Linked DNA regions of Homo sapiens: region 1 is linked to region 2. The links are chromatin loops, found by intact Hi-C in ENCODE. Cell type or tissue: sigmoid colon. All regions are shown on one strand. Links, peaks and the distances in the headings refer to the core of each region. The heading gives the core; the rest is flanking DNA. Region 1 holds the start of ADPRM (ADP-ribose/CDP-alcohol diphosphatase, manganese dependent). Region 2 holds the start of LOC124903929 (a long non-coding RNA gene).

The links. Hi-C counts contacts between places; a loop is a spot of excess contacts. Peaks named below come from ENCODE experiments on the same cell type or tissue, not always from the same donor. Only the 100,000 strongest peaks of a DNase experiment are listed, where the experiment ranks them.
Region 1: a loop joins it to region 2, with 10 times the contacts of the local background. A loop is called at or near these places in 10 of 110 quality-filtered maps.

The regions. Positions count from the first base shown.
Region 1 is chr17:10,695,843-10,712,194 of GRCh38, forward strand. ADPRM (ADP-ribose/CDP-alcohol diphosphatase, manganese dependent) reads left to right here and starts at 1,752. Exons shown (of 4, transcript NM_020233.5): 1 at 1,752-1,825; 2 at 9,068-9,685; 3 at 10,596-10,712; 4 at 14,992-15,716. The coding sequence starts at 9,085. The coding sequence ends at 15,302. It overlaps SCO1 (synthesis of cytochrome C oxidase 1), which reads right to left and starts at 1,691. Exons shown (of 6, transcript NM_004589.4): 1 at 1,393-1,691. The coding sequence starts at 1,665. It also overlaps a transcript of TMEM220 not described here. RefSeq lists enhancers at 668-1,491, 1,492-2,316, 1,610-1,904, 1,620-1,669 and a silencer at 1,790-2,119. In sigmoid colon, for the core only: no CTCF peak of the experiment used is centred there; no DNase peak of the experiment used is centred there.
Region 2 is chr17:11,303,791-11,320,466 of GRCh38, forward strand. The region is part of intron 2 of SHISA6 (shisa family member 6); the gene reads left to right. LOC124903929 (a long non-coding RNA gene) reads right to left here and starts at 8,836. Exons shown (of 2, transcript XR_007065623.1): 1 at 8,741-8,836; 2 at 4,731-4,997. In sigmoid colon, for the core only: no CTCF peak of the experiment used is centred there; no DNase peak of the experiment used is centred there.

The DNA.
Region 1 (16,352 bases), core at 8,341-16,340, 610 kb before region 2:
GGGATTTCAAACATAAAAATTCTAGTAAGATGCAAACATTTAACCATACAAACTTATTAAAGTAGTTTTTAATATACATACACACAGGCCATGATGTTAAATGTGCAAAATGTTTCAGGGATGAGAAAATGCTCAAAGTTTCTGTGGATGCAGTTAGGTCTGGGATCTGAACTACAAAGGCATTCATCTCCAGGGGAAAGTTCCCTAAGTCAGTTCTCTTCATGTAAATAAAAAAAAAAAAAAAAAAAAAAAAAAGCTCAAGTACCACGATTGTTACTATGTGTGACCCTAGCTCCAGTAATGACTTTAAAACCAATTATGGCCGGGCGCGGTGGGTCACGCCTGTAATCCCAGCACTTTGGGAGGCGGAGGCGGGTGGATCACCTGAGGTCGGGAGTTTGAGACCAGCATGGCCAACATGGTGAAACCCCATCTCCACTGAAAATACAAAAATTAGCCGGGCGTGGTAGCGGACCCCTCTAAACCCAGCTACACGGGAGGCTGAGGCAGGAGAATCGCTTGAACCCGGGAGGCGGACGTTGCAGTGGGCCGAGATAGGGCCACTGCACTCCAGCCTGGGCAAAAGAGCAAAACTCCGTCTCAAAACAAAAACCAAAATCCAAAAACACACACACAAAAAACAATTATCTGCTTATGCTGATACTGAGATAAATAGACCAAACGAAATTTGGGAGGTTAACTTAACTCTGGCTTCCAGAAGTAACAATGCCAAAGTAGAAGAGGAATCTAAAAGTGGAGCTTCTTGCAAATTACACCCATTATTTCTTTGTACCCTTATTCAACTCCCCAAATGAAGATGATGTTGGCCAACTAGACTAGGCCTAACTCATTAACCTTCCCGTAGCTCCAAAAACCCACTTCTCTTACCACAGGGTAGTGGCTCTCAAGTTATTTCTGGGTCAGAATTAGAACTCGAGAGAACCCCAAGAAAAAGGCAGATCCACACATAACTAAGTTCCACTTTTTGTTTCAATTTCAACGTATACATGGAACTCTGGATGGGGCTCAAGTGACAAATTATAAAAGTCCTCTGACTTCTCAATCACGGTAAACTTTAGGTTCATACCCTTAAGAAAACCTGAAACTTAATTTTTTTTTTTTTTTTGATGGAAACGCTAACATAAAATCCAAGTCGGGGCATCCAGCCACGTGGAGAGGGTGTAAAGTCTCAAGTTCTCTGTGGAGAACTGGGACTACCCGCAAGGCACGGGAAATGTAGGATGAAATTCCATGACCCAGGTAAGGCGCGCAAGCTAAGGACAACTTTAGGGGAGGCGGAGTAGTGTCTGAGGTTACGACCAAGTGGGATGTGGCCGCTGGGCTGGCCGACAGCCGCGACGAGCACCAGAAGGGTTCCAGGTGTGCACTCACCCCGGGCTTCGAGGGGCGCGTGGAGTCTCCGGGGCCCTTCTGCGACCACGGGGGTGGCGGCCTCGCAGTGCTGAGGGGCCGGGTTCCCAGGCAATAGCCAGGGCGCCCCGAGGCACGCCACGCCTCCGCTTGCCGCGCGCAGAACTGCCTCAGCAAGACTCTCGCAGTCCCCTCGGCTGGGCCCCAAAACTCGAGTCCGCGAGGCAAGAAGCGCCAAAGTTGGCCACCCAGAGGCCGCATAACTCGTCCGGGTACTAGGACCAGCATCGCCATGAGCCTCGGAGACCGGGTCTCCTTTGACCCTCCCCGCGATTTCCGGTAGCGTTCCGCTTCCTCCGGAAGTCGGAAGGAGTCGCTCTGTCCGTCCCGCTCGTTGGTGGCGCTGTTACATAGCCCGTAGTCAGAGGCCTTTCAGCCCAGGGGCCGGCGCACGGTAGGTAGTTCCCTGCGGCTGGAGGCGGGTCTGGCGCGGGCTGGGCGGTGCTGCGGGGCCGCGGGACAGCGGAGCGCCGGGAAGGGGGCTGCCTTAGGGGTCCAGGTGCGCGGCTGGGCCGAGGCAAGGCGGCCCCAAGCGCTGGGGGCCCCCGCTTTGGTCGTGGGCTTCGGTGACCACAGCTAGCTCCTCGCGCCGGGGACACCCCCACCTCGGAAGAGAGAACACACTGCCTAGAGACCCACGGGACTGGGCAGCCCCCATAACCCTACCTTGTCTGGCCGACTTTGTCAACCTCGTCCTGCCGGCCAAGAGGAAGTGCCAGAATGTTGACTCCTTTACATCTTTGAAATAGAAACCGACCCATTGCGATTGAAATAGTCTTTAACTTAAAAAAAATTGCTAATTAGGATAATTTGAGTGGTTAGGGCGGTCTGGAAGAACTTTAAATGCCCAGCGCTTCTAGTTATTTAACATTATAATGTAACCTAATTAATAAAGCATAGCAGTGTGTAAAGAAATATAGACAGCATGATATCCCATCCGTTAACTTAGTCTTCCTGGGTCCCAGTTTCTTAAAATACTCTCACGGACTCCCTTGCTCCCTACAGTTTCGTTATTTGAAGTTTGTTATGGGTTCCTCATCTGGAACTGCTTATGTTCCTTGTTAATGAGGCCAAGAGCATTCGTAGGTTTTTCGTTCTTTGTGAAAGTCTAACTTCATTTCATCTGCCTTTATTTATATCTTAATATCCGCAATATTAACCACTCCCTCCCCGCCCCTACCTCGGTGGTTGCTTTACAAAATACAGAGAAATAAAAAAAGGAAAATCGTCCTCTAATTATCTTCCTTAACTACAGATCCCGCTCCTGTGTGGCTTTTTTTTCCCCCATGGGACCGACTCTGAGTAGGAGAAACTCGTGCTCTGATGATTGTTGGACCAGAGCATGGTTGGTTTGCTTGTTTTCTATGAGTTAGCCAAACTAGCCAACTGTTCTGTTCTCTAACCCAGTAACGGAACATAGTGTTACCTGTGTTTCTTGATTCGCGGTTGGACTAGAATTTTCAGAAATTTCTGCCAAAGTTCTTAAATGTTTGTTCAGCACTTCAAGTCGTTAATCAAACTATTTTTTTCTATCTTATAGTTGCCTGTGGGTAGGATTTTTGCTCTTTTATCTTTGTGTATTTGTTTGCCCAGGGATAATTTTTTCTTGTAATTGACAAAAAGACATAAAAGTACCTTGTGTAGTCAGGCAGATAGCATACAAAATTATTGTTCATCTCTGATTGCCCAATTGTAGGTTACCTGATCAGCCACCCAAATTAAGATTGAAGTCAGTGTTTCTACCTGATCTATTAAATTTTATTTGCTAAAGTGCTTCTTTTAGTAGCAACTTCTTCATATTAATTTTATAATATTAAATAAAATGCTATCATTGAAAACAGTTCTTGGGGCCAGATGTGGTGGCTCACGCCTGTAATCCCATCACTTTGGGAGGCTGAGGTGAGTGGGTCACTGGAGCCTAGGAGTTTGAAGCTGCAGTGAGCTGTGATCGGGCCACTGCCTTCCAGTCTGGGCAACAAAGCAAGACTCTGCCTCTAAAAAATAAATAAAATAAATATAAAATATAGTTCCTGGCTCAAAGTAGGTGTTTTATAACTGCATTTTGGATGAATTGCTAGTAACACCTGAGCCTGATGGCAAGGACCCATGAAACTTTAGTGCCAGAAGGCGCCTACAGTGTTATCCCTTATAGACCTTATCACTTTTATTACTGCTGTGAAACCACCAAAGTCACCAAATGAGGTTTATGTTTTGTTTTCCAAGTTAGATATTTTTCTTTTCTTTCTTTTTTTTTTTTTTTTTTTTTTGAGACAAAGTCTCCCTCTGTCGCCCAAGCTGGAGTGTGCAGTGGTGCGATCTCAGCTCACTGCAACCTCCGCCTCCTGGGTTCAAGCGATTCTCTTGCCTCATCCTCCCGTGTAGCTGGGACTAGAGGTGCGTGCCACCAGGCCTGTCTAATTTAAAAAATATATATATTTTTAGTAGAGACAGTGTTTCACCATGTTAGCTAGGACGGTCTCGATTTCCTGACATCGTGATCTGCCCGCCTCGGCCTCCCAAAGTGCTAGGATTACAGGCTTGCGCCACCACACCCGGCCCCAATTTAGATATTTTTCTTGAGAGAAGCAGGGCATGGATTAGTATCATCTGATATTGGTTCTATCAATAGTGATCAGATTTTGTTCTTGACATAACTTTAGGCTGGTTTGACTGGGGACAGCTAGGCCCTAACTTTTGTGAACTTCCCAGCACCCTAATGTGTTTACTTCATTTTTGTTCCAGGCCCCTGCCCCTTGTGCCTAACTCCTAACCACAAACATTTCCTGCCCCAACTTAACTTTCCTTTTGGTATGGTATCTGCGTAGAAAACATATGCTGCACCCTTAGGCTAGGAGCCTCTGTTACAATAGTTTCTCCTAACAAAGTCTCTCTTTATTAATCTCTAGACTTTCCCTGCTGCCCCCTTCACCTTTGACAATAGAGTGAAGAAATCATACTCTTTTCAGGGTAGAGCTACTTCTTTTACAAGTTCATTATTGATGCTTGAAGGCTTTCCACAAGGAACTTCAGCCTTCTGCCAATCTTAAGTATTGGAAAAGTTTTATTAGTATGATCTTATAGCAACTTTTCAGTAATTAAGCATCCTTGGGTATGGGAGGCCTGAGGCAGGTGGATCACTTGAGCTCAGGAGCTTGAGACCAGCCTGGGCAACATGGCAAAACCCTATTAGTATGATCTTGTAGTAACTTTTCAGTAATTAAGCATCCTTGGGTATGGGAGGCCTGAGGCAGGTGGATCACTTGAGCTCAGGAGCTTGAGACCAGCCTGGGCAACATGGCAAAACCCTATCTCTACAAAAGAAAAAAAAAAAAAAGCCAAAAAAAGTCAGGTGTGGTGGTACATGCCTGTAGTCTTAGCTACCAGGGAGGCTGAATTAGGAGGATCACTTGAGCCCAGGAAGTCGAGGCTACAGTGAGCCATGATCGCACCACTGCACTCCAGCTTGCGCAGTAGAGCCAGACCCTGTCTCAGGAAAAAAAAAAAAAAAAAAATCTCTCATGCCTAAGGTAGTTTTCTCAAAATACTGGCTGCTTATCCTGTACTATGACATGATAGGAATTTTGAGAGCAACTCTTGTAAACTTTTCTACATTATTCTCTTCTATTAAAATGTTGCAGTAGTTTCAGTTATGAGGCTCATTAGACAGATTTTCAGATATATAATTTTAAAATTATTTTCTTAACATGCGTATAGTACTTTATGGTTTAGAGATTTACAGAGTAATAGTTTACTGTGATCATAACTCAGTTGAAGCTCACGATAACCTATTGAGGGTTATTTTGCTTCAGGAAACACGAGGACTATAATTCAGTTCTGGGTTTTTCATTTCAAAGGGTTCAGCACTTCATAATACCTCTTTAAAACTTAGACAGCGTAGCATGTAATAAATGGTGCAGGCAAACTTTGAAAACAAAGTTCACTAAAAACTTGCCATTCTCCTTTCTATTCAAAAGCGAAATATTTCCTTAGGTCTTCTAATTTTTCCAGATTTGATTTTCTCTAAAGTTTTGAATTTTCTTTTTTAAAAAAACTTTATGTATACTTTTTTTTTTTTGAGATGGAGTCTCGCTCTGTTGCCCAGGCTGGAGTGCAGTGGCGCGATCTCGGCTCACTGCAAGCTCCGCCTCCCAGGTTCACACCATTCTCCTGCCTCAGCCTCCTGAGTAGCTGGGACTACAGGCGCCTGCCACCACACCCGGCTAATTTTTGTATTTTTAGTAGAGATGGGGTTTCACCATGTTAGCCAGGATGGTCTCGATCTCCTGACCTCGTGATCCGCCCACCTTGGCCTCCCAAAGTGCTGGGATTACAGGCGTGAGCCACCACGCCTGGCCTATATGTACATTTTTAAACACACATAAAAGTAGTTAGAATAAACTTCATGCACCCATTTCTAGCTTCCACAATTATCCTGTACTCACTGATTTTTTTGTGTGTCTGTATTTGATGGAGGGAGGGAGCTATTTTGAAAACATTTCCTGACATTAGAATGCTTATTAATTCTAAGTTTCCTCACTGGAGGTGGCTTTGAGTTTTTGATCTCTCTGTTCACCAGGACCAATCTTTCTGAGCTCCCCCTACATGTCCCTGAACCAAGAAAGGAAAGGCTAAACTCGCCAGGAGAGTCAATTCCCTGACCACCTGGTTCTTTTTGCACTGCCGTACTCACTTCTGATCCTATCTTTCCCTGAATATGTTTCTGAAATCTGAAATGGCCCCAAATCAGAAATTTGAGCACCAACATGAAGCTCAAAGGAAATGTTAATTGGAGCATTTTGGATTTTGGATTTTCAGATCAGGAATGCTCAACTGTTAAGTATATTCCAAAATCTGAAAAAGTCCGAAATCTAAAACACTTCTGGTCCCAAGCATTTTGGATAAGGAGATACTAACCTTATTTTTAAAAGCCATGTATATTCAACACTTTGGATCTCTCTTTTTACCCCAGAACACATCGCTGTTTTGAAGTGTGTGCCCCTTGGTGCTTCTCTCCACATTAACTTTCCTTAAAAATTGCCAGTTCTTAGGATAGCCTTGAGTTTTTCTAAACTGAACTTGTTCCAGTGGAAGGTGTATTTGAGAGGATTTTGGTATCAAATGACAGAAAATCAATTTGATTTAGCTTTAAGCCCAGGAGAATTTATGTGCTGACATGTGTAACTAAATGACCAGTGTTCTAGCAGGGACAGGTGAATTTAGGTATTCAACTAATGTTTTCAGAAATCTCCATCTTTCCATCATTCAGAATTGTTTCTTTCTATGTTGGATTTCTTGTCAGTTCATTTTCTCCAAAAATTGAAGCCTTAGTTTATCAGCGTTTGTAGTAGTGGCAGTGCCTGTCCCAGGGCTGATGCTTATTGTGACCCAGGTTGAGTTACATGCCTACCCCTAACTGGCCAGAGGAAACTGGGTTTTTACGGGCCAGGTCTGGGCCATGTGTCTGCTATTTCACTTCCCCAGCCAGTGAATGGGGTTGGAGGTCAGACCACAAGAACTGAGAGTGGGGAATTGGATAAATGCCTAGAGAAAAATTGGGTGCTGTCACCTTAAGAACAGGAAATGAATGCTGGGTAGGCAAAAATAACAGCTGTCCACTGGAGAGAAGATCCAATTCATTGGGACTAAATCCCCTCTAGGAGATCCACAATACATATTATCACCATAAAGGCTCTGAGTTTAAAGATAAAAACAAGCTCACTTGGCAGGGGATAAGATCACCCCCAGAAATAGTTTTCTCTTAAGAGTTAATATAACTCTTAATGGTTAATATAACCTTAATGGTTAATATCACCAAGGTTAATACAACCTTGGTGATAATATTCATGTTATATACTTGCTAAGTTATCTTCTGATTTGATTCTTCTATTAATCTGAACTTGGAATCGCAAATATTTGAAACCTAACATAAGGCTAAAGATTTTTAAACTGACTTAGATGGATTTTTGTCCTGTAATTGTATTGAAGTTACCCACTTTTCAAATCAGATTACCTCTCATTTATACACCCTCATACATACTGACTTGATATCTAATGAGATTTTCAGGTAGGGGCTGCAGGAAGAAATGGGCAAATTAAAAAAAAGTATGAGAACACCATGTTTAAGGATTTCCATCTCTTTCTGGTGCTGTTACCTATTTTAGGGCTAGTTATACCCAACCAGATTAAGGAAGAAAGTAGCTGAAACTCATAATTAGGTGGATTAAAGAGTGTATCATTAGTAACAACAGTTTTAGGATGAAAAGAGGCCCCTAATTCTCAAATAAGTCAAATTGAAGTCTTATCCTTATTCCAATTGTGGAGTTGTTCTTTTCATCTCTTATAGGAGTACTCTTAGAGTTGGGATTTTACATGTCCACAGAGGATTAAGTAGGAACTCTGTAGATATATTTGTCAAATGACTAGAGATGGGGAGTCTGAAAGTAATTTTAGAAAGTCAAATGAATTTTTAGGTTTTAAATAATTCAGACACCACAGCAACAGTTTATTACTATAGTCTTTATGACAAAAATCGTTGACAATTTAGAATCTTGGCCTTTGAGTTTTGTTTGAATCATTAGCGTTCTGGGCTCTTTTAAGAGATTATAATTTACAGTTTAAACAATCGAATAATAGTTTTTTCAAGTTTAAATCTTGCTCTTTTTGGCCACTGAGGCAGGGCAGAGATCATTTGTAAGAAGAAAAGATTTCATATTTTTGGTTTTGATTGTGGGGTAGCTTAATATTCAAGTTAAAAAGAAAAAAAAATCCTGGTTCAAATTAGGATCCAGGGCTGGGTGTGGTGTCTCTTACCTGTAATCCCAGCTACTTGGGAGGCTGAGGTGGAAGGATTGCTTGAGCCCAGGAGTCCACGACCAGCCTGGGCAACATAGTGAGACCCTGTCAAAAACAAAAACAAAAACCACAAACAAAGCAAATTTTAATCCCAGCTATTGAAGAACCGGGAACCACTGCTCACAGAAATGATAATAGTCATGTCAGTTAGTTTTTGTGCTGGATTTTTGTTGTTGTTTAAAATTATTCCTCTCCTTTCATATCTGCATTGCCTCCCACTCACCTATTCAGATATAAAATATGAGAAACTGGGTGACCTACCCACCAAGGAAGAGAAAAGATTCAGCCTGACACAAAATAACCCATAACAGGAACCTTTTACAAAGTACATACAGTGAATGAATGTAATACACAGCTTTCCAAAAAAAAAAAAAAAAAAAAACTTGAAGTTTTGATAGAATTATTTGGTGTTTGTGGGACAGGGGTATATGTGTGTGCGTGTGCATGTGTGTTTAAAATGAGTATTTCTTAAAAATTAGCAATTATTCCAGATTTAAATTGGGCTTTATTAGCATTAGAATGTCTATTTATTGATAGGATAGTACCTTTTGTAAATTGTTACTCTTCTGAAAGAGTTTATCATCTGTTTTACAGAAGAGAAAGCAAGTGTTTTAGAGGGTTAGTAGTTTAGACCTAAGACTGTTGGGCTCTAAAGCCCACGTACTTTTTCCTGTACCAAGCTGCCTAATGAATTAACCTTTAACATTCCCTTTATCATTTTCTTAAGTGAAATTGGGAAATTAAAACGTTTATAATTTAGTTATCGTCTTTTTACTTTATTTAGAAACCTGTTTGGAGGTTATGGATGATAAACCCAATCCTGAAGCCCTAAGTGACAGTTCAGAGCGTCTTTTCTCCTTTGGCGTCATCGCAGATGTTCAATTTGCAGACTTAGAAGATGGCTTTAATTTCCAAGGAACCAGGCGGCGATACTACAGACATAGTCTTCTTCACTTACAGGGTGCCATTGAAGACTGGAATAATGAAAGCAGCATGCCCTGTTGTGTCCTTCAGCTTGGAGATATCATCGATGGATATAATGCACAGTATAATGCATCCAAAAAGTCCCTAGAACTTGTTATGGACATGTTCAAGAGGCTTAAAGTTCCAGTTCATCATACATGGGGAAACCATGAATTCTATAACTTCAGTAGAGAGTATTTAACACACTCTAAACTTAACACTAAGTTTCTAGAAGATCAGATTGTACATCATCCTGAGACCATGCCTTCAGAAGATTATTATGCTTATCATTTTGTACCATTCCCTAAATTCCGGTTCATTTTACTTGATGCATATGACTTGAGTGTCTTGGGCGTGGATCAGTCTTCTCCAAAATACGAGCAGTGTATGAAGATATTGAGGGAGCACAATCCAAATACGGAACTGAATAGTCCTCAAGGTGAATTATTCCTTTGAGCTGAGAATCTAATAGATTGTCTTTAAATTCTTCAGCTACCTTTTATTCAGCAGGAAGATGGACAATTAAGGTAAAAGTATATTGTCACTTGTTCAGGGTCAGGATTTCTCACAAGCCTTCTCACATGGATTGGTTACAGTTGATTCAAGATTGATTTAACAGATATTTTAAATGCCTATTTTAGGCCAGGCACTTTTTCTAGGGGTAGATATTCCGAGCTGTAAACAATACTAACAATATTACTTTTTTGATGGATGGAATGGAGGGAACAAACACAGTACGTGGGCAAGACAGATGATAAATGAAACAGAAACAAGATTATTTCCACGGTCGTAAGTGCTGCCAAGGAAATAGAGTATGATGTTATAGAGTGTTACGGAAAAGGATTAGGGTTGCTATTTTAGATTAGGTGATTAGGGAAGGTCTCTCCAAGGAGAAAGATATTTAAGCTGAGACCTAAATGACAAGGAGGAGTCTCCCTTGGAATGAATGGGCATAGGGAGTTAGCAGACTGAGGGAAAAACCTGCAAAGGCACTAAATGGAGTAAGACTTGAGCATTGTTGAAGAGCACAGGAAAGGGCCAGTGGGGTACAAGGTGATTTTAGAGTGTAAACGGGGCCAAGAATATGTAGCGGCTGAGTGGACTTAAGAAGTTTGCATTTTTAATATAATGGAAAGCCAGCGAAGTAAGCAGGGGACTGTCAAGAGTGAGATGCAGTGTGATATATATATATATATTTCTCTAAATGCTTGTGATTTCCTATTTTAAGTTGATTGTTGCTAATCAGATATTCCTAAAGAAAAAACAAGTGTCCCTACATTAACTAAATTTGAATGTCCAAATGAGGGGAAAAATGACTTGATGGGGCTAACTTACTGAATTCATTTCAGGACTTTCTGAGCCCCAGTTTGTCCAGTTTAATGGAGGATTCAGCCAAGAACAGCTAAACTGGTTGAATGAAGTGCTAACATTCTCTGACACAAACCAAGAAAAGGTGGTGATTGTGAGTAAGTATTTAATTTATCTGATTACACTAACATTTTAGAGATTGGGAAAAGTTAGGCGTTAAAGCATACTAACAATATTTGTGTTTCGATATCCTCTTTCTATAAAATGGACACTTAGTTTAAAAATTTCTATTGAGAAACCACCTGAATATAAGATTAACATTTAAGGATGAACCAGGAAAAGGTAAATAACAGAAACATCTTGCCATATATTGGAGCCTGTGAGTTGGCCTTTTAGGTTCAAAGTCGAATTTCCTCAAATGAGATCAGTTTATGAAGTAATTTCTTTTTTAAACATTAATATTATTATTGAAATCATTGTAGATTCACGTGCATTTGTAAGAAATAATTCAGAGCAATCACTTATATGCTTTGCTGTTTCCCCCAACATTAACATTTTGTAAAACTTTAGTATAATATCACAAGCAGAATATTGACATTAATACAAAAATAAAAACTCCAGAAGTTTGGCTTTTTCTAAGTTTCTTTTGTTTTTTGTTTTTTGAACCTTCTCTCCATAAGAGAAGCAAGAACCCAAAGGTGAGATGACTTCACCATGATAACTAAGACATAAAAATTACCAAGAAACTTGACTCAAAATTAAGAACAAGCTGAATTCAGCCTGGCCAACATGGTGAAACCCTCTCTCTACTAAAAATACAAAAAAGAAATTAGCAGGGCATGGTGGTGCGTGCCTGTAGTTCCAGCCACTTGGGAGGCTGAGGCAGGAGAGTTGCGTGAACCGGGAGGTGGAGGTTGCAGTGAGCCAAGGTTGTGCCACTGCACTCCAGCCTGGGTGACAAAGCAAGACCCTATCTCAAAAATAAATAAATAAATACATAAATAAATAAAACCAAGCACAAACAAAAAACACCAAGCTGAATTCTAAAGTGTGGAATCCAGGTTGCAATCAGCTTATAAAGGAGCTTGACACCACACTAAACAATTTGTTAGTGGAAGTCATTACCAGGGCTTGGATCCTTTCCTCAAGGTAGGGAAGCCCTGAGTTTCATAAACTCTAATGAAGTAATTTCTAAGTGAGAAATTCAGTTAGGGGACCATACCAAATCTCAGCCTTAGAGACCTGCCTATCAGCAAAGTGGCCACCAAACAGAGGCCACTGCTGCCCAGATGCAGCAAAACTGGTATCACAGGGCATGTGTGCTACAGGCTCGGCTGGCACTGAGCACTGTGCAAGCTGTGCCTCCCACACAGTCACAAGGAAGTTAGATTTGTATTTTCATATAGAATCATTTTTGATGGGTACACTGCCATCAGAGATTGTAGGAATCCAGGGGTGCTTAAAACATACAAGCGTGTATGTGCGCATGGGCACGTGAAAACATACACGGAACTGAATTTGGGTTTGCAGCATGGCTGGGAGACTTGGTTTGGAGGTTGAGATTAGAACCCTTGGTTTAGAGTTAGAATTGATGTGGGATAACAGGTGAGAAGGCTAGACTGAGAGCTGGAAGGACAGGATGCCATTCTGGCTCTGGTTTATATGAACTGTGTAGTCCTGGGCAAATAGCAAACCTACAAACTGCAGTGTTCTCAGTAGTGTATCTAATGAAATTATGAATATGAAACCCCTGGCCAAGCACGGTGACTCACGCCCGTAATCCCAGCACTTTGGAAGGCTGAGGTGGGCAGATCATGAGGTCAGGAGTTCGAGACCAGCCTAGCCAACATGGTGAAACCCCGTCTCTACTAAAAATACAAAAATTAGCCGGGCGTGGTGGCAGGCGCCTGTAATCCCAGCTACTCGGGAGGCTGAGGCAGGAGAATCACCTGAAACCAGAAGGCAGAGGTTGCAGTGAGCCAAGATCACCCCACTGCACTCCAGCCTGGGCAACAAGAGTGAAACTCCGTCTCAAAAAAAAAAAAAAAAAAAAACCTTTGAAAATGATAGGCTATTCAGATAGTTGATTATATAAAACTATATTTCTATCTGTAAAGGTAGTTTTTACTTACTAATCTTCCACTGATGTGGTAAAAACACGTAGAAGGAGCAGAAGTGTTTCTGCTAACACTGGAATACCAGGTGTCATTCAAGGGTTGGAAGAGATGAGTGCCCTTGGGTTGTTGGAATGATGTGACACCTTTTGGCTCTATAATAAGTGGTCTCAGAAACTAGGATACTTCTTGACTTGTGTCTGCTTTTAAGTTTTCCACTCTCAGCCTGTTCTGGAGCTGAAAGGAAGCTAGAGTCATATAGCCAAACCTTTGAATTTTAAAGATAAGGAAACTGAAGCCCAAAGAGACTGAATTGCATAGCAGAATCATGGAGCTGCTGACAGCACTGAGACTAGAATCCATGCTTTATGTCTCCATCCCCTTTCCCATGTGATCCTGTGTTCTTCCCTTTTCTTTTTACTCATGGCGGTACACCTATCTAATTTAGCAGTCTCTTACATTTCTTCTACCATTTGATGTAAGCCTAGAAACTGGAAAAGCAAACTTTTAAAAACGGAATGATTGAAGTTTTCTTTAGTAAAGTTTAAAAGTTAAAGTGTAATAAAAAAATTTTCTTTTGCTTTTTAACTTTCATTATGGCTACTCCAAGGTCATCCTATACCTTTTGAATTTTGGCCGTGCAGTTGGAAGGATAGAATTGCCATTAGCTGAGATAGGGGACACTGCAGGATGAGAAGTGCGAGTGGAGAGGGTAGGGCTTCAGGTTTGGAAATAGAAGTTTCAGATGCCTACTAGACATCAGTGGAGATGTTGAGTGGGCAGTTTGGACATTAGAAGTCTGAAATTCAGAATAGAGATTTGGGCTAGATAATAAACGTGGAAGTTGAAAGAGTGTAGATGACATTTAAGGCATGTAAATCACTAAGAGATCACCAGTGCATTCAGTATAAATAGAGAAGTCCGAGGACCAAGCATTCAGGCACTCCTGGTAAGACGTTGGGGAAATGAGGGGGAACCAGCATAGGAGACTGGAAATTAGTGGCCATTGAAGTTGGGGAAAAACTAGAAAGACACCCCTGGGAGAAACAGTGGTGTCCTGGAATCCAAGTGTTTCAGGGAGAAGGGAACAACTAATGGCGTCAAATGCTGCAGGGACTTGATAGATGAGTCAATATGGCTTCGAGGTGCTGGAAAGCAGCACACGCCTTTGGACGCTTAGCCCTAAGGTGGTAATCAGCACATGTATGCACTTTAAAAAAAAAATTGTATTACAAACAGATATTAAATAGAAGCATGTTTAAATTTTGGAATAAAAATGAACGGTAATAGACAAAAAGTGATTTAATGGGAAGATGCAACGTGAGCTGTACTTCAGAGTGAGAACCGTGGCTTGATCATAGATGTGTTGCTGTCAGAAATTAGAACTTCTCCTAACTCTACTTCCACGTATCTCCTGTGGATGCCAGTATAAATCTTCCCTGTTTTAACTCAGTTTTTCATCTGAAAAGTGGGTATGGCTACCTTGATCTCATGAGTGTTTAAAGTCCCATAAATCAGTTCGGAGGCATTGTTTATGTCAATGACACATAATCCATGGCCCATGCCTAAACTGTTTGTTTATTTATTTATATTTACATTTTTATTTTTTGAGATGGAGTCTCGCTTTGTCACCCAGGCTGAAGTGTGGTGGTGTGATCTTGGCTCACTGCAACCTCCACCTCCCGGGTTCAAGCAGTTCTTCTGCCTCAGCCTCCCGAGTAGCTGGAACTACAGGCACATACCACCACGCCTGGCTAATTTTTGTATTTTTAGTAGAGACAGGGTTTCACCATGTTGTCCAGGCTGGTCTTGAACTCCTGACCTCAGGTGATCCGGCTGCCTTGGCCTCCCAAAGTGTTGGGATTACAGGCATGAGCCACCACACCCAGCCTGTTCTTTTATTTAGTGTTACATCATTCTGTGTATATAACATTCATATTTAAGGAAATCAATTGGATTGGATTCCAGCACAGCATCTGCCCAGTTTCAGGCTGCCTTTGCAGACTGCCCTGCATAGGACACCCTTGATCTTCCTCGGTGTTTCGGCAACTTGAGATGACGTAGGCCTCAGAGATTCAGGGTTTTGCCTCTACAGCAGCCTGTCGCGCCTCATGTGAACTGTCTTACCCTTCTTCTATGCTCCAGAGATGTGGCTGTAGATGGCCTAGTTTTCTTGTGTGTGAATTCTCTCTGGTCTCAGTTCATTTGCATAATGAGATAGCAATTTTTTTTTCTTTTTCTGAGTACTAGCTTTTAGCCATTTATTTTTATAGAAGAGATATTTCTTAATTGGCTCATAACTCTTCTTTTCTTTAACTAACAGGCCATCTTCCCATTTACCCGGACGCCTCTGACAATGTGTGCCTGGCCTGGAACTACAGAGATGCCCTGGCAGTCATTTGGTCTCATGAGTGTGTGGTGTGTTTCTTTGCTGGTCACACCCATGATGGTGGCTACTCTGAGGATCCTTTTGGTGTATACCACGTCAACCTAGAAGGAGTTATTGAAACAGCTCCAGACAGCCAAGCCTTTGGCACAGTTCATGTCTATCCTGACAAAATGATGTTGAAAGGGAGAGGCAGAGTTCCAGATAGAATTATGAATTACAAGAAAGAAAGAGCCTTCCATTGTTAGTCTAATTTATTTTAACTTGATAGAAAATGAGCTTTGTGTTTGTCCCTCCTAAACAAAAAAATAAAAATCCTCTGTCTCATTGTTTAGTATTCAGCTTGCATAACAAAATGTATTTATAGTTTCAGTGTGTGATGGTTGATAAAATACTCAGAAATGTTATTTTGGATCATGTATCCATTGTAAGTTAGAAACAAACCAGGGAGGAAACTGAGGCAGGGGTGTATAGTCCTCATAAGGGGCATATAGTCCTCATGAGGGATCTTATTTGGCCCTACCTGATTTTTTTTAACTTTTTACAAGGAGATTGTATTCACATGTGTTAACTATGTAACTTCAAGTTCAGCATATAAGCTCAGGTAAGCTTTTTCTATTCACCCTGCTGTGTAAATGAGCTTTGGACAATTTCTGCTCAGAACACCTATACTTGGATTTTTATAGGCTTGTATTCCCATTTTGTAAACAAAATTACCAATAGTTATTTCACGGGTAAGCGTGTGGCACTCCCATCCCTGTAAGAAGGGCCTCCAGAAAAGTCATGTAGTCCTCTTGGGATTCATAGGACCAAGTGGCAGTGCAGCCATGTGCCACCTGGCCTGGTCTGTTTGGGCCACCAGCCATTGCTGTGTGAAGCTACAGCAGGTAAATAAATTTACACTGACTCCCTTTATACACTAATGGGACATGTTTAACACCGTTTTCATATATGCTAAGGCTTATGTGTAGAAACATTAGATGGCAAATGGGGACTATTCAGGTGTGGAGAAAGTTTGATTCAGGGCCTAAACAACTATAAGAAATAAGCATGCCTGTTGAATACATGGGCACTATAGGGATATAAAGGAGTGTTAGCTTTCTATGGCTGCTGTAACAAATTCCCACAAACCTGGCGACTTAAACCAACATATACTTGTTCTCTTGCAGTTCTGGAGGTCAGAAGTCTGAAATCATTTCCACTTGGCTGAAACCAAGGTGTTGGCATGGCCATGCTCCCTGAGGAGGGTCTAGGACGAATCCTTTTCCAGCCTCCAGAGCTGTACTTCTTGCATTCTG
Region 2 (16,676 bases), core at 5,530-13,529:
AGGATGACTCCTCAGAGGAGTGTGCTGAGTTGGGGGTAAATGTGGGGATGGGGACATGCCATCCCTGCTTCTGTGTTTCCTCCAGTTGTGTTTCTAGGGTGGGCCTGAGGTGGGTACAGCAGTGGAAGGGCAGGTGCCCGAGAAGAGGCCATGTTTCCAGCGTGCCAAAAGCTGCAGGGCCTGACCGGCTCCATATCCAGGAGCAGATGTGAGGATCCCCAGGCCTCACTGTTTCTGCACAGACGAATGGAGCAGAAGGCCATATCAGGAAGGCCTTCTAGGATAGAAGCCCTTTCCTGGGAAGCTTTGGGTAGTTTGCACCTTTCCTGGTGAGCGATAGGGTCCCCAGTGGGTAACGAGGGCCTGACTGGCCAAGAGGCCCCTTTGCTCTAGGGGAGCTGCCCTGCTCCAGTGAGAGGGGCCCTGGAGGGGTCAGTGCCTGGAGTTGGACGAAGGCACTGGGGAGGTGGCCGGGTGGCAGTGTGAAGTGGTGCGAACAGGAAGATGTGAGCTTCACGAGCAGAGGGAGGATGATCACACAGCATCTCACGTCCTAGGCTCAAGATCTACCTTTTCCTCCTACAGCTTTGATCTCAACACCTGCAGTCAAAAGATGACGGCCCCTGCTTGAGCCTTGCTCTGTGAGGTGGGGAGGAATGATGCCTGGGATGCCTGGTACTGGGATGCAATGGGGAGAAGCCAGCAGAGAGAAGCAAAGGGCGGGTGGGTGCTGGGAGGTAGGAGAAAGGGTATTTTGCCAGCAGCATTTTGAGCTGATTGGAGAGGAAGTGAGGAGTGGGCACAGGTTGGGGAGGCATCAGAAGACGAGATGAGTGGGGACCACAGCACCCTTTAGGGCTATGCTTCAGTGATGATGCCAAGGAAGGAGTGCCAGTGAGGTGTGGAGGAGAAGAGAGAAGATCCCAAAATAACTCTGGGAACTTTCCAGGGACACTTCAAGCCGGAGTGTAGGGAAACTCAGCCCTGAGACTTGCCAGAACTGTTCCCGGTAGGAGCTGGGGATGAGGGCTCGGTGCCAGGCAGGTCTCACTGCGCTTGGCCACTTGTAAGAGACCTCTTCCTGCTGGGCTTCTGGGTGGCTGGTTGGTCAAAGAGGACCAAAGAGAAGCAGAAGCAGTGCTGTGATAGTTCCTCAGACCGCATGTTTCGATGCACAGCTTTGTTGTTCCGATTTTTATGTGGTTCAAAGAGTCCTTCCACAGTTACAAGACTAGATGTCACATTGACCTGTGGTGTTGGGGCTTTTGAGGCACTTCTTCATGCGTCACATCTCATCCCTGGTGAAGCATAGCACCTGCTGGTGGTGTGCCCTTGGGCGAGTTCTGGAACAACTTTTGTGCCTCCTTTTCCTCTTACAAAAAGCAGGGCTCCTAAGATCAACTCATTAGGGGTATACTGTTTACACTGAATAAGCAAGCATTCATGAAGCACCTAGGACATTGTCAGCATTCCATAAAACTAGCTACTTCATGGATCTTTGTACAACCCTTTTAACCATGAAGTCATCTTTATAGTCAACAAGTAAGAAAACCAAGATTCAATGAATTTAAATAAATTTCTGAGATCAATAAGCAATGCACAGGAAGAGGGGGAGCAAAGCTAATGGAAACAAATTGCAACGTGTCCTGGAGAGCCCCTGAAATGGCGGGAGAAGGGCCCGAGTTCAGGTTGCATTGTCTGTGTCGCCTCACAGACTGCTGCACAGCAGGCTGGATTGACTGATGAAGCCCGCTTGGGATGACACACTCAACTGCTGTGACAGAGATTCAAACATGCATCAAGAAATCGGAAGTTTCTCTCTTTTGTAACAGTCTTTGAGTTTGGTGTTGCGGGTGGCTCTGCCATTCCCTAGGCCCAGAACCCGGAACATTTTCTTTGTGGTCCAAGCTGGACCACAACAGTCTGTGCTCAGCCCTCAGGGCATGACAGAGAGTGGAGGAGACAGGCCCACCCTGCCCCGAGCCTCCACCTGCGTGTAGCACCATCACGTCTGCTTATGTCTCGGAGCGGAGGCCAACAGCTAGGGAGGCTGGGAGATGGGGTGGACTGTCCAGCTGATGGCCAGGCTCTGATTTTATTACCACAGAGAAAGGGAGAAGGCATTATTTGTGGGCAGTTAGTGGTCTTCACTGTCATAGTCAGCGCCTCTGAACACCAGATGCCTGTGCGTACCCTTCTTCTTACAAACAGGACATCTGCCACCGTGCCCCAAAGCAAACAACCCCACCAAACCTCATCAGCTATGAAGACCTGAAAAAATAGCTCATTTTACTGAATGCTGACAGTGTACTAAGTGTTTTATAAATTGTTGCTTATTCACTGCAAACCATATACCACTAATTAGGTTGATCTTACCTAGGTCTGAGTTCAGGATCCCTGGATCTTAAGCAATTCTCCTCTCATGAGGTCTGGATTCCCGATCCAGAGGTTGAAAAAGGAAAGTAAGTGATCTCAGCCTTCCCCCACCACAAGCCTTCATCCATCTCCCCAAGACCTCCCCATACAGGATGCAATGGTGGAGCAGAGCCGAACAATTCACAAGAACAGTTTCCATTGAGAAAAGAGAAGGAGGGCCACAGAGCTGGGCCACAGCAATGATGGGCTTCTGCTGGGTAGAAATTGCCTTGAGAGTGGAGGAGGTTTCTGATTGAGACCCTGGTTCCGCTCTCTGGGAAGCATGCCCTTGTTTATGGCCATGATATACTGTGTCCACTGTATTCATCCTTGGGGTCTTCGTTTGTGTCCTCTGTGACTGCACCTGAGTGGGCATTGGTGAGCCCGCCCTTTGGAGTCTGAAAACTTCGTTACTTGCTTATTTTTTGGATGTGATAAGGGCTGTGGTGGCTTTAGGCACAGAACAGTCACAGGTTTTTTCAGGCCCAGTCCAGTCCTTCTTTGGCAATAAATTCCCACAGATGACTTAATAGGCTTCTGGTCTACTTGCTTCCTGTCAGTTCCATGTTCCAGCAACTGCACTTAGTATTCTTTCCTAGACATCGCTCTTAAATCTGCTTTATCCTTTGCTTCTTTGACCTATCCCCATCTCCTTTATTTCCATGGTGACTTGTCCCATCCAAAACCAGCCGTAGGAGTTGGTGGAAAGGGAAGGCAACATCCTTAAGTTGATCTTTGCCTAAAAGATGCCTCTGAAAGAAGGCTTTGAAGAAAGCAGTGTATCTCCTGATGTTCAGAATATGGAAGCAGATGGCATTTCAAGCCCTGTTTCTCGCAACCCCCCAGTGGAAAAATTTTATTTCTTCTATATCTCTTTGCAAAATAACCTTTAAGACAGTGCCATATATTTATTTATTTATTTTTGTTTGTTTGTTTTCTTTTTTTTTCTTTTTTTCTTTTTTTTTTATTATACTTTAAGTTTTAGGGATATATTTAGTACTCTGTTGTCTGTACCAGTTAGAGTCTAAGTTGCTCTACTCAAGAGATCTCCAAATGCAGTGGCTCTATTGAGATAACTGTTGCTTACACAACTATCTGAGTTTCAGGTTGACAATGAGCTCTGCTCCATGCATTAGCTTGGGGAGCTAGGTTTCTTCCATATTGTTCGCCTGCCTTCATTAAGTCATTGTCCGTGTCTGCATAGCCAAAGCTGGGTTCCAGTGTCAATTCTCCAGCTTATCGGAAGAGGAAAGCAAGAGGAAGGAAGCAGGTCCATCATCTCTCAGCTTTCAGCCCAGACGTGGCTCACAGTACTCTTATTCATCTTTCTTAGTTGAGCTCATAGGCACATAGCCACACCTAACAGCAAGGGAGGCTGGGGAATGGAGTGTGTGTCTGGCCACCTGTGTGTCAGGTTATTGTTCTCCTACCATGGAAGACGGGGAGAATGGATTGGGATGGACATTGAGCAGTGTGCATCATTCATGCTGTTTGCATAAAGTCTATGCTCTCATGAAGTTTACCTTGACTTGAGGTAAACAAATATTCCAATTCATAGTATAACTTCACATAATGGTACATGCTATGGAGAAAAATAATGTGAGTAAAGGGATATTGAATAACGAAAATTGTTACATAGATAGGATTGGAGGACCCTTAGAAATGCCAGCCCAGCCTTTCATTTTACAGATGAGAATGTTGAAGGTAGAATAACTAAGAAGTGTTTAGTATCAACAAGCAAATGAAAGGAGTGTACTAGAAAAAAGGCAGTTTCTTCCGGTGCCTCCAAATAATACAGCGGAGTTTGGTGTCTGAGCTGTTGTCCTGATGGTCTGACTTTGGTGGGGTAAGGAAGTGGGCACTAGGGAGGTTGATGCCCAGGTCACCAAAATCTATCATGGAAGGGCAGGGTTAGGGGGCCTTTAGAAATGCTGGCCCAATCTCTGATTTTATAGGTGAGAAACCTGCAGTCCAGAGGGACGAACCATCTGCCCTGAATTTCCTTAGTGTTTTGGCTTTTTCACAATTTCTGTTCAGGAAGATGGCCATGTAACAGGCAGAAATGCCAGGGTGGAGAAGGCACAGCTAAAGAAGCAAACTGCCAGAATTCCATCAGGGTGATCCCAGCTCCCTAAACACACAAACATCTGCCTCTGCCCAACCCTTCCTCCTAACCTCATATGTGCACAGGAATGCAGCAAATTAACCTCCTGGAAATGGCAGGAGCGTGGTTTTCTCCCTTCTGCATCCAAGGATACCAACGGAGCTTTCTCTTTTCCCCTCTACCAAAGGCCACAGTATCTCAGACTTCCCAGTACAATTTCCAGAGTGCTTTATTAAATAACTCACTAAACACCCCAGATACTGTGATCGGCTACGTTCGCTAAGCCCTCCTCATTTCACAAGCTGATCCAAAAAGCAATCAAGTTTGTCCAGCATGATTTGTTCTTTAATAAAGAAACTCTGCGATCTCACAGCTGATCTTTGCCCAGGGCTCAGGCTGCAACCAATACTTGAGTTCTGTTGGGTAAGTATCCACAGGGGAATCTCTCCATGCTCGGTGGCTGCGATGCAGGCAACAGCTGTAAAGAAAATGCTTTGTTATGTAAAGGGAAGAACAGGCAACCTTTCAGAGTCAGACTGGAAGGCACAGTGGCAAATTAGTTCGGTAAACCTGTAGGCTCTCAGTTTCATACTTTCACCAGATACTAAACTTCCAAAGATTGGGCACTGCCAGTGGAGCACGAATCATCCACGTGGCTTTTTAAATTTTTTTTGAGACAGGGTCTTGCTCTGTCACCCAGGCTGGAATGCAGTGGCACCATTATAGCTCACTGCAGCCCCAAACTCCTAGGCTCAAGCAATCCTCCTCCCTCAGCCTCCCGAGTAGCTGGGACTACAAGTGCATGCCACCATGCTTAGCCAATTTAAAAAATGATTTTAGAGATGGGGTCTTGCTATGCTGCCCAGGCTGGTCTTGAACTCCTAGACTCCAAGGATCCTTCTGCCTCAGCCTCCCAAGTAGCTGGAATTACAGGCTCAAGCCAACACGCCCCACTCCACATGAAGCAAGTGTTTGCTGGCAGAAGTTATACAGAACTGGCCTTCATCATTTAGGGAGAATAAGTTACTAGTTGGGCCTAATTGCAGCTTGTTTTCTGTAATAATTTCAGTCGATGAATATGATTGTTTCTCATGTGGAACCTGTATCTATTCTGTAGGAGATCCATCTTATCAGTGACCAATCTGTTGTGTTTCTTCTTTTGGAAGCAGGAAGATAACCTGAGAACCTGGATTGGGCCATTCCCTGCTTTTCCTTTTTTGTTCTCTTACTTTCTGATGCTTTGATGTTTTAACTTCTGATGTTAGATTTTTACCCTCTTGTGGGTGATAACTGAATTCTGTGCAGTGGCCATACTCTAAGGCATCATCAATAATTTACAGAGTGGTTTGTCAATAACTTTAGCTCTTTATTAAATCAAGTGAATAGATGTTCCCTATGCAAGCATTTGCTTTGCCCCGGCTTTGTGTGATAACTTTGGCAGCTCACTTTAGAAAAAGTGCTTGTTTCTCTTTTAAGGTTCTTCCTGTACAGAGAGATTTCTGTGCTTTATCTTGATTTTGGATTTCCTTTCCCCATTTTCAAATCTGGAATATAAGTGTCAAGAAAAGGGATTTGGTCATTCATTCACTCACTTATTGAGGCATTGTCCTCAGCTGCATGGCCAAAGCTGAACTGCAGCATGAGGACATCCAGCACTTTTCAGGCTTCAGCCCAGAAGTGGCTCATGGTACTTAATCACCTTTCTTAGGTGAGATCCTAGGCTCATGGCCACATCTGACAGCAAGGGAGGCTGGGGAGTGGAGTGTGTCTGGCTAGCCATGTGTGTTAGGCTGCAGTTATACCACAGAAGATGGGGAGAGTGGATTGGGATGGACAGTCTCCATTATACATGCTATTTTCTTACTGTCTTGACTTGAGGAGGTAAACAAATATTCAAATTCATAATGACTCTGTGTGCCAGGCACTGTTTTAGGGTTGAGACTACCAGAATGAGCAAAATCTGTTTACATATGTGTCATAATACTGCTGTCAACCCAAGGCTGTTGACAATCAATAGACAACTAAGTCCATTGTATAACTTCACATAATGGCAAACTGTATGAAGGGAAATAATGCAGGTTAGGGGATATAAGATGATCAAAATTGCTGCTCAGGGTGGTCGAGAATGACAAAGCCAGAGAATGCAATGCCCTGAGACTGGCCTGCAGTTGAGTTGTTTGAGGAACATCAAGGAGTCCTGAATGGCTGGAACAGAAGGAGCATGAGGAGACAGAAGAAATGAGGTCACTAGAGCCCATCATGAAAGACCTCGTGGGCCAGAGGAAAGCTCTGGACTTTATTCTAAATGAGATGGGAAGCTCTTAGAGGGTTAGGGGCAAGGAACAGACAAGATCATATTTATGCTTTAAAAAGATCACCTCTGGGCTGGGCGCGGTGGCTCATGCCTATAATCCCAGCACTTTGGGAGGCCGAGGTGGGCAGATCACAAGGTCAGGAGTTCGAGACCAACCTGACCGACATGGTGAAACCTGGTCTCTACTAAAAATACAAAAATTAGGCTGGGCGCTGTGGCTCACGCCTGTAATCCCAGCACTTTGGGGGGCCTAGGTGGGCGCATCACAAGGTCAGGAGATCGAGACCATCCTGGCTAACGTGGTGAAACCCTGTCTCTACTAAAAATAGAAAAAATTAGCCAGTGTGGTGGCAGGTGCCTGTAGTCCCAGCTACTCAGGAGGCTAAGGCAGGAGAATGGCGTGAACCCAGGAGGCGGAGCTTGCAGTGAGCTGAGATTGCGCCACTGTACTCCAGCCTGGGTGACTGAGCGAGACTCCATCTCAAAAAAAAAAAAAAAAAAAAAAAAAATTAGCCGGGTGTGGTGGCAGGCGCCTGTAGTTCCAGCTACTCAGGAGGCTGAGGCAGGAGAATCGCCTGAACCTGGAAGGCAGAGGTTGCAGTGAGCCAATATCGCACCACTGCACTCTAGCCTGGGAGGCAGAGCAAGACTTCGTCAAAAAAAAAAAAAAAAAAAAACCGACAAACAAAAAAAATCACCTCTGGCTGTTGTGTGGACAGGAAACTAAGTATTTTCTTTGGAATCTTTGCATTTATGCAGGTGAGATTTTCTTGTTTGTTACTATATGATGTGGCAGGTCTTGGAGTCATGGCTATACTAGTAAAATGCATTGGAAAATGTATTACAAATCTGTTGTAACACAATACTAGTCCAATGAATTGGAATGCTTACCTCTTTTTTCCTTAGCAGCATAAGTATAAGGCATTCCTTGAAGCTTCAAAACCTCTTTTGTGGGGGAACAAATTTGGAAAATTCTTTCATAATCAACAGTGTTTTATGTTTTTTAAATTATACTTTAAAAAATAGCACACCCATTTTATTGGCATTTTCATATAACTACTCTGATGAGTTTTAATCTCTCCATTGTTAATTATATTTTCTTTCTTATTGCTAGAGATAGCTAGCTAGATATTTAGATTTCTTTTCTTTTCTTTTCTTTTCTTTTTTTTTGAGACAGAGTCTCACTCTGTTGCCCAGGCTGGAGTGCAGTGGGGCGATCTTGGCTCACTGCAAACTCCGTCTGCCGGGTTCAAGCGATTCTTCTGCCTCAGTGTCCCGAGTAGCTGGGATTACAGGTATGTGCCACCACGCCTGGCTAATTTTTGTATTTTTAGTAGAAATGGGGTTTTGCCATGTTGTCCAGGTTAGTCTCGAACTCCTGACCTCATGATTCGCCTGCCTGGGCCTCCCAAAATGCTGAGATTACAGGTGTGAGCCACCACACCCAGCTGTTATTTTTTCTTTTGTTGATAAAATATGTCAGAAATTATAACGCTTTACTTATTTTTTTTGGTCACTGAACTAAGTTTAGGACTTATTTATTACTTACATGTTTTCTAAATGTATTAATTGCCACTTTTATCCATTAATCCTTTTCTCTTCATTTCCCTGAGTTTTATTATCTAATATACTGTGTTGAGGGCTTAATTAATTTATTATCATGTTTTTGTTTAATTATTAAATTATAAAAACTATGAATTTCCTTCTTATAACAACCCTTTTCACATTTTGTAATTTTTGCTATGTATTATTCTCACTGTTTGTTATGGTTTTTAATTAGTCAATTTGTTTACCTCTTTAATACAAAAGTTACTTAAGATTGTATTTTTCTGAAAATAATATCTGTTGCTTTGAAAACGCACTTCATCTATAAATGAATAGGCTAAAAAGCAAAATATACCACTCACCTCCTTTTTTACTCCTAGATCAATGATTCCTTAGTTGTCCAAAGGGATCACTACCTTTAAGAGGAAGCATCCAAAGAGACCTTGTCCAAACACATATAAAACAATATAAGCATATATGGTTTTGTCAAAATGAAGTAATATCATAGATGTCCTCCCAATTTCTTTATTTATTCAGGAATAAGCTATGGCAGTATCCATAGTTCTATTTCATTCTTTTTAAATGGTCATTTTATAATATGGAATAAATGTATCAAATCATTCCCCTACCAGTGAGCATATAGGCATCTAGGTTGTCGTTTTTTAAAAACAATATATATTCTCCTTGTGCACTTGTGCAAAATTTGTATAGAATGCTAGATCAAAATTACTCCCATTTTTTCTTTTTATAGGTAAAGGCGTTGATGTGCTTATAAACTCTGTCAAACAAACAAACAAAAACAACGATTTGATTTGTACCATTTGCCAATTTCCCTGGTGTAAAAATTCCCACCATGGGCAACTTCAAGCTACCAACTCCTCTAAAAAATATTCTTAAATATTTAACTACAGACTTGTGTAAGCCAGTTCAAATCAATTCCATCTGATCCTAGCACACCACTTCAAAAAGCTGAATTGCCTCTAAAATTATTGGGTTAGTATATACTCATGCAGTATCTGGTAGTGCACCTCTCTCTATAACTTCAGTAACCCTGAATGTTAAGAATTTTTCTATTTTTCCAATCTGAGTTTTAAAAATTGTATTTCACTGTTGTTTAGTTTGCTTTTCTTTTCATGTGTTTAAATACCACTTATATGTCTTCTATGAATAGCTTATTCATATTATTTTCCTACCCTCTTTTTTAAATTCAACAACATTTTGAGTCCTTTCTACATACTGTGAATTCCTGTAGCTGCTAAGGATAGAAAAGCGAACAAGATGGATTCTTTTCTCTGTTCTAGTAAAGGTATTCTAGGGACATGATATCCAGAAACGAGTAATCAGACAGACAAAATTATTGCAAATTGGAAGCAAACTATGAAGGTGGGAGCTATACATGGAAGCTAAACTAGAAATTAAAAGGGGCATCTCTTTTAACCGTTACCTTTTGGGAAGCCCTCCCTGGGGAGGCGGCATTTAAGCAGGGATTTGAAGGGTATGGAGGAGTCAGCCAGGTCAACAGGGTGAGCTGACAACTGGGAAATTGAGGTGGTGTTGCTAAGCCTTCCAAACAGCAGCAACAATCTCTGCAATCTTTCTGAGAACTCAGGGAGATTAGGGAAGACCAGCAAGTCAAGAGCCTGGTGATGCTGGAGGAGAGATGAGTAAGATGAAGACGGAGAGAGAGAGAGAGAAGGACCAGGGTTGGATGGCCGGCCACTGAAGGTTTTTAGGTAGAGAATGATGTAATGCTATTGAAAATAAAGATATACTAATATCTTTTACAACTGTGCATAGAATAGATTATAGAGAGGCAAAAGAGGTATCTGGGAGTCAGTGAAAAGAGACTGTGCTGTGATCATCCCAGTGAACAGCTCAGAGAGTCCCATTCAAACTGAACTCTGTGCTCTGCTGTTACTGACAGCCCTGTGGACCAAACTGACAGACTATGCCCTTGTTTCTTTATTGGTTTTTAGGAGTATTTTAGAAAATAGATACATTTTGGTTACTATTTAAGTTGCAAATATTTTTCCATAGTTGATTATAACCTATTTCATGATTCAAAGTATTAACATTTTAAATTTTCATGAAGTTGGGTTTGTTCATTTTTTCCTTTATTGGTGCTGAGTATTTTTTTGTCACATTAGGAAGAGCTTCCCCTCTGCAAATTTATAAAATATGCTTGCATGTTTTTTTCTTTCAATGTCTATATTGGGGGAAAAAACTTTAGATTTTAAAATGAATCTGTAAATTACTTTGGTCTATAAATAAGGTAGGAAACTAAGATATATATTATATATATATTTGTGAATATATACATGTTCACTGTGTACTTTTACGTCATTCCATACTGTTTTTTCATTTTTTTGTTTTTTTTTTTTTTTGAGATGGAGTCCCGCTCTTGTTCCCCAGGCTCGAGTACAATGGCACAGTCTCGGCTCACTGCAACCTCCGTCTCCCGGATTCAAGCAATTCTCCTGCCTCAGCCTCCCAAGTAGCTAGGATTACAGCTGACCACCTCCACGCCTGGCTAATTTTGTTTTTTATTTTTAGTAGAGACGGGGTTTCACCATATTGGCCAGGCTGGTCTCGAACTCCTGACCTCAGGTGATCCACCCGCCTCGGCCTCCCAAAGTGCTGAGACTACAGGGGTGAGCCACTGCACCTGGCCCATGCTCGTTTTTTCAATTGGAGCTCTATAATCCATTTTGATGTCTGGAAGTGTAAATCACCCCTCATCAGATTCTTTTACAAAATATTACTGGTTGTTCATGTGCATCCACTTCTCTTTATGACTTCTAGAATCAGTTTGTTCAAGTTTTATTTTTAAATAAATCAGTGAGATTTTAGAAGGGGACATGAATGGAATTCATAGCTTAATGTGGGGCAGATTGACATTTTAAACATCTTGAGTTTTCATATCCAGAAATATGTCTTTTCAGTTGTTCAGACTTTCCTTCTTGTCCCTTTGGCAAAATTTTCAGTTTTTAATCCTAGTGTTCTGATACTTCCCTTGTGTTTATTACAAGGCATTTTATCATTTTTCTTATTAAATAAATGGAGTTATTTTTCATTGGATTTTGCCAGTATGTGGGGAAAGTTATTGATTTTTCTGTGTTTTTCTGTAACTTTATTGAATTTTCTTCCTAGTTTTAATAGTGGTTCAGTTGACTGCCTTGGATTTTGTAAGTAAACTGTCGTATCACCTGCAAAGAATGACAGCTATGCCTCTTCTATTTCAATATTTATTTCTCTTCTTTTTTTTCTTATTACATTGATTCCGACCTCTTTAAAAAAAGAGAAATATAGCGGTAACAGGCATCCCTTATAGAAATGTCTTCTGGGACACATCACTTAGTTAATCTTTACAGGTTACAAAAAAATGGCTTTTTACTAAAAAGTGACTTTTCAGATTACAATATTGACATTTAAAAAAGATTTTTTTAAAAAATAACTTTTTCTGCACTTCGAATGATCATACGATATTTCTTTTTTATGTCATGAATTATATAACATATTTTGATTTTCCATTCTTGAACTTTCCCTGCATTCCTAGAATTAATTCACCTTGGCCTTGATGCTTTATTGTATTACTACACTGATAATTTGTTTGCCAACATTTTATTCAGATATTTTCCCATCAAAATTTGGTTTGGTTTAGGTATGAGAGCCAAACATAGAGTTCTGAGATTTCCCTTATATTTATTACAAGACATTTTATCATCTAGACTTAAAAATCACTGAATTTTTTGTTAATCATTTTTTATGCTCTGAAGTGGTTTAAATAACAAAAGTGATATATATTATTTAAAAGTTGTATCAAACTCCATCATCAAGTGATCTGGTGCATTTTGAGGAAAGTCACTCTTTGCCTATCTGCTCATTATCTTCATTGCTACTGACACATTAATTTTCATTATATCCTGAGCTAATTTTGTCTAGTTTATCTAATGCTTGGAATTTATTGATATAAAGTTGAACATAGTGTTTTTAAAAAAAAAATTAGTTGTAAAGTTTTCACAGTAACTCTTGTTACTTTTGCTTTGCCATTTCTGATGTTGTGTGGGCTCATGTGAGTTTACTTTCTTTAGCTAAGACCAGTTTTTCTGTTTTATTTACTGGACTTTTCAGTAAACAAGGTTTGGGTTTGATTTTCAGGTCTTTTTTTTTTTTTTTTTGTATTCAATGGGAATCTCCTTGCATTTCCATTAGTTCCATCCTTCTCTCTGTCTCTCTCTCTCTCTCTCTCTCTTTTTTTTTTTTTTTTTTTGAGACGGAGTCTTGCTCTGTCGCCTAGGCTGGAATGCAGTGGCGTGATCTTGGCTCACTGCAACCTCTACCTCCTGGGTTCAAGTGATTCTCCTGCCTCAGCCTCCCAAGTAATGGGGATTACAGGTGCGTGCCACCACGCCCGGCTAATTTTTTGTATTTTTACTAGAGATGGGGTTTCACCATCTTAGCCAGGATGGTCTCGATCTCCTAACCTAGTGACTCGCCCACCTCGGCCTCCCAAAGTGTTGGGATTATAGGAGTGAGCTACCACGCCCGGCCCATCCTTCTCTTTTATGTAGACTTAGTTTCGTTCATTCTTATTTTCTTACAAATGTATTTAAGTTGATAACTTTTCCTCTGAGTTAGACTTTGGCCACATCTCCTAGACTTTGAAATATAGCAGGAGTTTGTTTTATTATTTTTTAAATGATGTGTAATTTTAGCTTAATGTCCTATTTTACATAAAAATTACTTGGAAGAGTTTTTATGTTTACATTAGAAAATATTCCAGACAGTTATGATTTTGGCTGTTACTCACTAATATGTATTTTAATTTGAGAATGAGCTCCTGTTACCATTTCTACATTGAGAGGCTTATTGATATTTTTTTCTGGCTTAATGACTGATTTTTCTAAATGTTTTATAGATGTTTGGAAAATACATATTTTATGTTTATATGGCTACCTGTTTTTGTGTATAATTTATATATCTTATTTACTATTTGGCTCTATATTTTAAAAACCTTAGTGAATTATTATGTCTTTTGTCATAATTGTAGTTTTGTCAAACTCTCTTTTATTTCTTTGAATTTTGCTTTAAATGTTTCTCTATTGTATTTTATTTTTGTTCAAAAAAATTTATGATTGCTATTACTTTGGTTTATAGTTTTTACCAAAATGCAGTATTTGTTTTTATCTGTTTTGATGCTTTTTTTTTGCCTTGTATTATCTGTTACCTAATATTTCTAGTCCTGATTTCTTATTGATCATAAACATATAGTTTATCTTTGTTCAGCACTTTTTCTGCTTTTCTGTATCATTTTGTTTATAGAATATATATACATAAATACACATATGTATATTTGGTGGTTGTTTGTTTTTACTTCTTAGGAATCCTTGAAAAATAATTGAATTGCATTTCACAACCGCAGTTTAAATAATTATTTCGATTTTGTTTTTTTTAAACTTTGTTTTTGTTTTGCTTACTTACTTGGGTGCCTGTCTGCCTGTTTTTCTTCCTTTCTTCCCTCCCTCCGTTCTTTCCTTCTTTTGCTTTTATTTTTGTTTCTATTTTGGTAGTCTTCTTTCCGTTTTAAAAACAGATTGAATATTTGGTTGGCAAATTCTATGAGTGTTTATATTTCTGAAAAAATTCTTTATTTTATTATTCTAGATATAATTATTTTAATTCTTTTTGTTAACTTTTTTTATTATAGCAAAATTTTAGACAAATACAAATATATGGGGGTGGTAAGGTAAACCCTTTTTACTTATCCCTCAGCCATTCTTGGCTTATCTAACCTGTCCCTGCCACTCATTCCACCTGGATTATTACACTTCTGCATTGGATTATTTTGCAGCAAATCACAGACATCACATAATTTAATCCATAAATAGTAAATTTTTTTTATGTATTTCTGAAAGACAAAAAGACAAAGGCACTTTTTGAAAATATAATCACAGTGCCATTATCACAGGAAAAAATGGAGCATTACTTCCTTAGCACATTGAAATTAGATTCAAATTATCTGAACTTCAACACTTTGAAATCATCGTTCCATTGTTTTATGACACCTAGTTTTGCAGCTGAGAAGTATAATACTAATCTCTCTTTGTAACTGCCTTTAGTCTTGCTTTTCGGAAACTGGCAATATTTGCTTTTTTTACTTGGGATTTACATATTTCATGTATTTCCTTATCTTGTGAGCTCCGACCACACTAGGCCTCGTTTGGCTTCGTCCTGTGCCAAGCCACAGGGCCTTTGCACAAGCTGTTCCATCTTCTTAGAATGCTGTCTTCACATGTACCATCTGCCACCCCCTAGGAGGTTCTTTCAATGTGAGCCTGTCCCCTGCTTCCCTGACTGGCTACCTGGGCACCCTCCTGGCTTGCACTGCTATAACACCATTTACCTGTTCCTGGTTGCTCTTATCAGAACTGCAAATGTGCATTTTATGTATGTACGTATGTGTTTAGGTATAATATCTATTTTTCCTACTACCATAAGCTCCATGAGAGTAGGGACTGTGTCTGTTTTTACTCTTCGTTGCATATGCAGTATCTACCATCGTTCTTCACATTTGATAAACGTTTATTAAATGCTTGAATTTTTGGAGGAATAAATGACAAATATCCTCATAAGGTATTCAGTGTCTTTATTATGTAAATGACTTTGGATTTTTTTTCATTCCGTCCTTTTCTGTCCCTGCTCCTAGAATTCTCATTAGAAGGATATTCGATTTTGCTCAAACTATCTGCAGTGGCTTTTAACTTTTCTCTCATAATTTGGATCTGTTATCCTTTTGGCTAGAGTCTACTAATTTGTACTTCAACCTGGTCTATTCTAGTATTCAGCTCTTCATTGGTTTTTGTTTTTATTATATTTTATTTTCTAAGACCTGTATTTCTTCTTATGTTTTTTTTTTTTTTTTTTCCTTGAGATGGAGTCTCGCTCTGTCACCCAGGCTGGAGTGTAATGGCATGATCTTGGCTCACTGCAACCTCCGCCTCCCGGGTTCAATCGATTCTCCTGCCTCAGCCTCCCAAGTAGCTGGGATTACAGGCCTGTGCCACCACGCCTGGCTAATTTTTGTATTTTTAGTGGAGACGGGGTTTCACCATGTTGGCCAGGCTAGTCTCGAACTCCTGACCTCAGGTGATCCACCCGCCTCGCCCTTCCAAAGTGCCGGGATTATGGGTGTGAGCCCCACAGCCAGACTGTATTTCTTATTAATAAGAGGGTATGGTTGTGTCTGGTGTAATAGTCTCTCAAAGGTCTCTGAGAATACTGATTTTACTTGTTTTAAACTTGTTTTCTGTTTCTTGAGTTCACTCTATCTTCAGGGATTCTTTAGTTGGTTCGCTCTGATACATCTTTTTCATACTGCTGTTCTCCTTGAGGAGTTGCAAATGTGGATTGCCTTCTTACTTTTAAAATTAATACTCTAACCATCTAAATAAGTCATGTTTGACTAGCCTTCTTTTACAAATTGAAAGAAAATGATAACATAGTAGCTTTATGATTATTCAAATTCTTCTAATTCTCCCTCTTTGAGGATATAAACACTGTTCAAAATGTATTCAATTCCTTAAAGTGTTTAGCTAACATGAAGTGAGAACCACATTGCTAGTCATTGGAGACAGACATGAATAGGTTTCTGTTCTTTTCCTTATCAGTTCGGTTAAGTAAGGCAGAAAGTACATGTAAACAGGTCACAATACTGCAGTGTTAAAAACAATTATGACAGCGGATTGCCTAAAAAGAAAACTAGAAGACAAGAATTTGGAAAAGTTCTAAAACGTTTGAAAGGGAAAATCAGTGGCTATTTCCTTTTTGTGTCCCTAGGGTTCTGAAAATCAGTGGCTATTTCCTTTTTGTGTCCCTAGGGTTCTGAAAGATAGTAAATACTTCATGTTTAATAGATGAACTGGCATTCAGGGAATGAGGAAATTAATGTAGGCTGTTGGAGCAGAAGTCTTCTATTTCTTAAGTAAATATTTTCAATCATTTATGTGGACATAGTGAAGAAAACTATTCTGAACCTTAGTTGTATCTCGACTCTTTTGGGTACATTGTAGATAGCTTTGATGCTTAACAATTAAGTGACAAATAAGCTGTTTCAGAGAAATTGGGAAGCAATAGGTCTTAATTCCCCAGTCTGTAATTCCCTGGTGTTTGTGCATGGGGGGTGGGGCTGGTATAAGAGAGAGAGAGAAGAGGCTGGGTGCTGTGGCTCATGCCTGTAATCCCAGCACTTTAGGAGCCTGAGGCAGGTGGATCATGAGGTCAGGAGTTCAAGACCAGCCT